Linked DNA regions of Mus musculus: region 1 is linked to region 2. A link is a loop called in an ENCODE intact Hi-C map of the cell type or tissue named here. Cell type or tissue: heart. All regions are shown on one strand. Links, peaks and the distances in the headings refer to the core of each region. The heading gives the core; the rest is flanking DNA.

What was found. A loop is a pair of places that touch in the nucleus more often than their neighbours do. Peaks named below come from ENCODE experiments on the same cell type or tissue, not always from the same donor. Only the 100,000 strongest peaks of a DNase experiment are listed, where the experiment ranks them.
Region 1: it touches region 2 in a loop (2.2-fold over the local background); 5 of 42 quality-filtered maps call a loop at or near these places.

What each region holds. Positions count from the first base shown.
Region 1 is chr4:155,487,363-155,490,264 of GRCm38, reverse strand. No RefSeq gene overlaps it. Among named protein-coding and RNA genes, the nearest start is that of Gnb1, 2.5 kb to the left of the region's middle. In heart, for the core only: no CTCF peak of the experiment used is centred there; DNase peaks (open chromatin) are centred at 494, 994, 1,824, 2,274 and 1 weaker place; H3K27ac peaks cover 2,438 bases.
Region 2 is chr4:155,769,204-155,772,105 of GRCm38, reverse strand. Vwa1 (von Willebrand factor A domain containing 1) reads left to right here. Exons shown (of 4, transcript NM_147776.4): 3 at 1,083-1,361; 4 at 1,441-2,902. The coding sequence ends at 1,778. Among named protein-coding and RNA genes, the nearest start is that of Vwa1, 3.9 kb to the left of the region's middle. In heart, for the core only: CTCF peaks have their summits at 1,655 (motif pointing right) and 2,170 (motif pointing left); DNase peaks (open chromatin) are centred at 1,695, 1,965 and 2,445; H3K4me3 peaks cover 1,439 bases; H3K27ac peaks cover 1,547 bases; H3K27me3 peaks cover 1,447 bases.

The sequences.
Region 1 (2,902 bases), core at 309-2,808, 280 kb after region 2:
TGAGAGTAAGAAGCCTGGTTCCAGTTACCTCAAATATATCCACCACTGCTATCATCTCACCCTAGGGCCTCTGACCCCTGGGACTCTATGCCCTTCACTCCATCTGTTCGAGACCTGACTCTGTCATTTGTGACTGTTTTTTACCTGAAGTTCTTGACAGCTCCATCATCCCACTCTCTCCAAGTAAAAGTACAGGGTCCTTCCTTCTCACCATTCTCTCCACTGTCCCTTGTGACTCCAACTTCCCACAAGTGCCTCTTCCATGAACTTGTGAAGGCCAGACCTTTGATGATACCACTTCTGCACAGATGTCCCCAACCCCTTAGTAGCCCAGTCCCGAGAGAATATCCATTGCCAGCTTCATTTCCTCAAGGGTAGCCTATTCCCAGTGGTCTTGCCCTGCTCATTTCCTACTTTAATACTGTGACTCTGGTGAAGACGTCCTCACCCACCATACACACCCCACCCCCAGAGGATGTCAGAGGATATTTATGATCTGAGAAGAAGGTATCTAAGTGGTATTCTAAGTTCCAAATGAGAGGGCCAAGGCCCAGCAAGCGGAGCAATGCCTGGGAAGAGAGTGGGAGAGATAAGATGCCTGCTAGTCCCTGCTGGTCCAAAAGAGGGTGGAGCTAGAGGATGTGAACAGCTGGGTAACCAGGAGACATCCGGGACCCAGGCTCCTGTTGGTTCCACAGTGAAGGGTAAAGGGATGGGGTACATTCTGGTACCTTTTGAAAATTAGAGGGTTGGGTTTCTGAGTATTGTCCGGTGGTCTCAGGTTTTAAGGTAATCACCAAACACCAGCAGGCCTGACGCCCGCCCTTCAGGGCCTCCCTGGTGAAGGACTTAAAGCAGAAATGAGAGGGAGGGAGGGAGGAAGAAGTACTATAGACAGGAACCAGACAGAGGCAGTTAGCCTGAAGTATGCAAGGCAAGTTATCTCTCCAGCGTCCTCCATGTGGCTGTACCCCTCAGCCACTCCTAGGTCTCATAGTGAAGATGGGGGCAGGGAGGGAGTAGACTGGGCCCTTTAGAGGCTCTGGGGCTCCCCTGTTCCATAAGCTGCCTCCCTGCTCCCAGTTATTGCCAGCCCATGAGCAAGGTCTCTTATGAGGACATTGAGCCTAACGTGGTTGATATGGCTGGACTGTTGCTTAGAGACAGCCCAGGCTAACCTAGAGTTTGGGATCCTCCTGCTTCAGCCTCCTCAGACTTTGAGATTTAGCCTCTGTACTTTCCTCTATCCTTGATCTGTGACTGTTCAGGGTGGGGCAGAGCCTTCCCTGGAACTTGCCCCATAATGCTCGCTGAGGTAATCGTTTTTGTGTTTATGGACAGGGTTTCAGGGGCAAAGTTGAGGGGAAGGAAGGAAGAAGAGGAGGGGCTGACCCCTGATTCTCAGATCCCTAGCCGAAGCTTCAGGTTGCCACATGGCCTCACCTCAATCTGATATGTGCGCTCCTCGGGCAGCAGGGACCTCTGGCCCTGGACCTTGGTCAGTCTCCAGCCTGCTCGGACTAGAAGCCTGCCCTGAAGATGGTAAGAAGCTAGCCTTTCCCCCAAGTCTCTGAAACTCCTTCGTCCCTTTAGCTTAGGCCTCTTGTGATTTTTGGCTCCTACACTGCCACCCAGCCCCCTCCACAGACAAAAGCTTAGGGGATCCCTGCCTCTAGCCCAGGACTCTGGCCTCTCCTGATTTTTCAGGCACACTCCCTTCTCAGGAAATATCTCAGAAATCAGATGGCAAGTCCATAGCCACACCCAGTCAGATATGACCAGCCCAGGGCCCATCAGCAGTGGCTGCAGGGCTAAGCAGGCCTCCAGGGTGGAGGCACTGCCCAGGGGCTGGCTCAGTGCCCAGCCTTCTCTAAAAACCCAGGGAGCATGGATGTATAATTCAAGTGCCCCTCCCCCATTCACTCTTGAGCAGGAAATGGCCTAACAGGAAAGTAGGTCTTCTTAAATGTGAATTATTCAAACAATCTAGACATGTGACGGGACCCAGAGCTAGGCAGTGCCCTGGTGCCTTGCTCCAGCCAGGCTTTGAAGAGGCTTGAAACACCAAGGAACATTTCTAGATTTCCAGATCTGGTTAAAAAAAAGGGGGGGGGGAGGGGCCAGGGTAGTGACCAGTAAAGTCCCTTTATCTTGGCCTGGATTCGGACCCTGTGAGCATCCATTCCTGTCCTGCTGAGCATTGTCTAGTTTCTCTACCACACAGCCACCCCATTGTCACTTCCAGTAAGTGAGAATGCACCCTGCCCCTGCCTCCACAGCACAGAGCCCCCAAGAAGAGGAAGGAAAGAGGAGGGACATGTGATGGTGCCCAGGGACTCAGAATGTAGGTGATAGGAAGTGCTAATTAGTTCCTGTGGGCTTCCAAAGGCGGGGCTTGATGAAAGAACAGGGCCACGGCTCTTGAGGAGACCCTCATCCCTCCTTCATCCCCTTAGCACACTTATCCTTGCCAACTCTGCTTAGGTAACCTGGACAGGACCCATGCAGCTCACAGTCCTAACCTCCTGTGCCACATCTATCCCCAGGAAGAGGCAGGAAAAGGGTGGTAGTCTTTGTAGACTGGCCAGGATCCTCAAAGGACCTTGGTCCCCTCCCAGTCATCAGATTGGCCCCGTGGCTATTTCTTCTTACCAGGCTTCAAGCACTGATCCTTCAGATCACTAACCTTTGATCACAAAACAGATATCCCGTATCCAGGGACCAAAGTGAGCTGGAAGTGGAAAGGACGCCCAGCCGTGCCCAGTGAGCCAGGCACGATGGCAGTCCCATCACTCAGAAGGCTAAGTCTAGATGAAGCCAGCTTGGGCTTCCTAGAGAGCCACTGTCTCAAAAATAAAACAGGCGCTGGCAAACAGTTCACTGGGTAAAAGTGCTTGCCGCA
Region 2 (2,902 bases), core at 104-2,603:
CAAGGAGAAGGAAGGGGCTGGAGACTAAGGGCCTGGTGTTTGGCTTAGCCTGTGGAGGGCACTGAAGAATGCTATCACTTCAGGGTAGCATTCTTACCAAGTCTCTTTCTGCAGGTTAATCATCTACACTAAAGAGGAAGGTGTGGGTCTATGGGTTGGAAAGGGGTGAAAGGTCTGCCTCAAGAGATCTTCTGAGGACATCTCCTGGTAGACCCTGGGCCAATAGGCCCAGATGAACCTGGAAGGGGCAGAAGGAGAAGAGAATATCACCAGAGATAAACATTAGGGTGGAGACGTCTGTAACTAAGGTCAGAATCTTGAGTGGGAGGCTGGGCAGGAAAATGAGTGCCCAGCTGACCGAACTTAGCACCTTGGCAAGAAAGCCAAGATCTGGATGGCCTACCAAGACTCAGCTGCAAGCTGATCAGATGGCTGGCTGATCATGTGTTGGTTGTCGCTGCACAGGAGCCCATTCTGGAGCCCCCCTACCACTCTCGGATAGGAAGGTCCTACTCTCTCCTCACTCTTAGGTCCAGCAGGTCCAGCAGCTTTTAAAAGGGTTTTGTCACACTTTTACTGCTCCAGGGGCCACTAACATGAAGTCTCCCAGCTTCTGGTCTGTTTCCTCCTCCAGAACTGTTCAGAATATGTCAGAATATGTCTGTCTCACGACACATCTCGTGTTGGCCACACAGTCTTGGAGGACTGGACTTCTGTTCTTAGATAACATTGTGAGCATTGCCACCTTTGAGGTACCTTCATCCAGGTTGTTTGTCTGGGTGAGGAGTAGCCACTATATCTTATAGGTCTGGGTTTGTGGTGAAGTAGGCAGGGAAGTCTATGACGGGGCCCAGAGTTGGGGGCTATACTCCTCTCTGTCCTTCTATCAGCCCAGTCAGAGTTTCCTAGTCATTAGCATCTGCTGGTGGTATATACCTACCTGGCTCCCGCCTCTCCTTGGCAGAAGGCCTCACCTGTTTTATTGGGGGCTCCAATCTTAGGGTCCTCTCCAAATCAGTGAGAGCCCCATTTGGTGACACGGTCACTTCTGCTCCCTGACTCCAGCACTAAACCACCCTTAGATGCGATGCAGCCACAACAGCTTCATGCCTCGGAGGTTCTGTCCAGTGGCTTCCGCCTGTCCTGGCCGCCCCTGCTGACAGCGGACTCTGGTTACTACGTGCTGGAATTGGTACCTAGCGGCAAACTGGCAACCACAAGACGCCAACAGCTGCCCGGGAATGCTACCAGCTGGACCTGGACAGATCTCGACCCGGACACAGACTATGAAGTATCACTGCTGCCTGAGTCCAACGTGCACCTCCTGAGGCCGCAGCACGTGCGAGTACGCACACTGCAAGGTGAGGCAGGGGCACTCGTGGGAGGGCAGGGTGGCATGGGAAGACCACTCCTCCACGCAACTATCCTCTTTCTTCGCAGAGGAGGCCGGGCCAGAACGCATCGTCATCTCGCATGCGAGGCCGCGCAGCCTCCGCGTAAGCTGGGCCCCCGCGCTTGGCCCGGACTCCGCTCTCGGCTACCATGTACAGCTCGGACCTCTGCAGGGCGGGTCCCTAGAGCGCGTGGAGGTGCCAGCAGGCCAGAACAGCACTACCGTCCAGGGCCTGACGCCCTGCACCACTTACCTGGTGACTGTGACTGCCGCCTTCCGCTCCGGCCGCCAGAGGGCGCTGTCGGCTAAGGCCTGTACGGCCTCTGGCGCGCGGACCCGTGCTCCGCAGTCCATGCGGCCGGAGGCTGGACCGCGGGAGCCCTGAACTGCCTGCCTGCTCGTCCACCCGGGGGCCCTCTTCCCTAGCCCGGAGAGAGAGACACTGCTGCTCGTGGGTTTTCTTGTGGATGGAGTCGGGTGGGGAGATGGGATGCCGGTCCTGCCTTTGACCAGCGTTAATTCCTTTCGTCGTTTCCCCACTGGTCATCGCCGCCCTTGCCTGACTTCCGGGAAACCCGGGTAGCCTCACGCGCAATGGCGGTCCTCTCCGGTTGCCAGTGGAGTTGAGCACACGGTGGTCCTTGGGCAACTCTTGGCGAGGGGATGGACAGTGTCTGAGGTCAGGTTGAGGACATAAGACCCAGGACAAGCCTTCAGGAGAGGAGGCCACAGAGTTTCCAACCTGTGCCAAAGGCTGGGCCCTCTGGTGGCAGGGACTACGCATGGCTTTGAGGAGGCGTTCAGGACCATCCAGGTCCTGCCTGGGCCTAGAAAGTGGGTAGGAGAAAGGGAAGAGAGACTAGTGTAGACAGGATTCCCGAAAACTTCCTCAAGGAAAGGAAAGATAGGGAGGTATGCTGGGAGGCTGATGATGTGGCATTGGTTTTCATCAAGATGTCCTGCCAGCCTAGAGGCCGGGATCTGTCAGGGTCACTGACTCTGCCTTCCTGCCCAGGACCTGCACTGGGCCCTCGATCAGTGCCAAGGATGCAGTCTTTTCACAGGAATGGGACGAGACCTTGGCATTTAGGGCCTCAGGGATAGGAGAGCCGCACTATGACAGATTCTAAGGGAGCCTCCTGCTTTAGTGTAGGGAGCAAGGTGTCATGCAGGTGGGCTACCTCCTGCCATCACCATTACCCTGGGGCATCTGACAGATACCTAAGGGTGGTCAGGAACAGGTTTCCTCTCAAGTCCCTATGTAGGCCTCTCCTCTCCTCTCAGAATCATTTGCCTTATCCCAAGCTTACTCCATCTCTTCCCCACTAATGACCCGGACTCTAACAACAATACAGTCAGACAGACATAAACTGTGCCTGCAGTCTCATTAAAATGCTGTATTTTTCGTCAAAACTCTCCCCAGCTGTGGTACTCGTGTGGGCAGCATGAAAGGTTGGACGTACAGGGTTTATTACGTTTGGGGAGTAGGGGAAGCAGGTCTGCAGCATC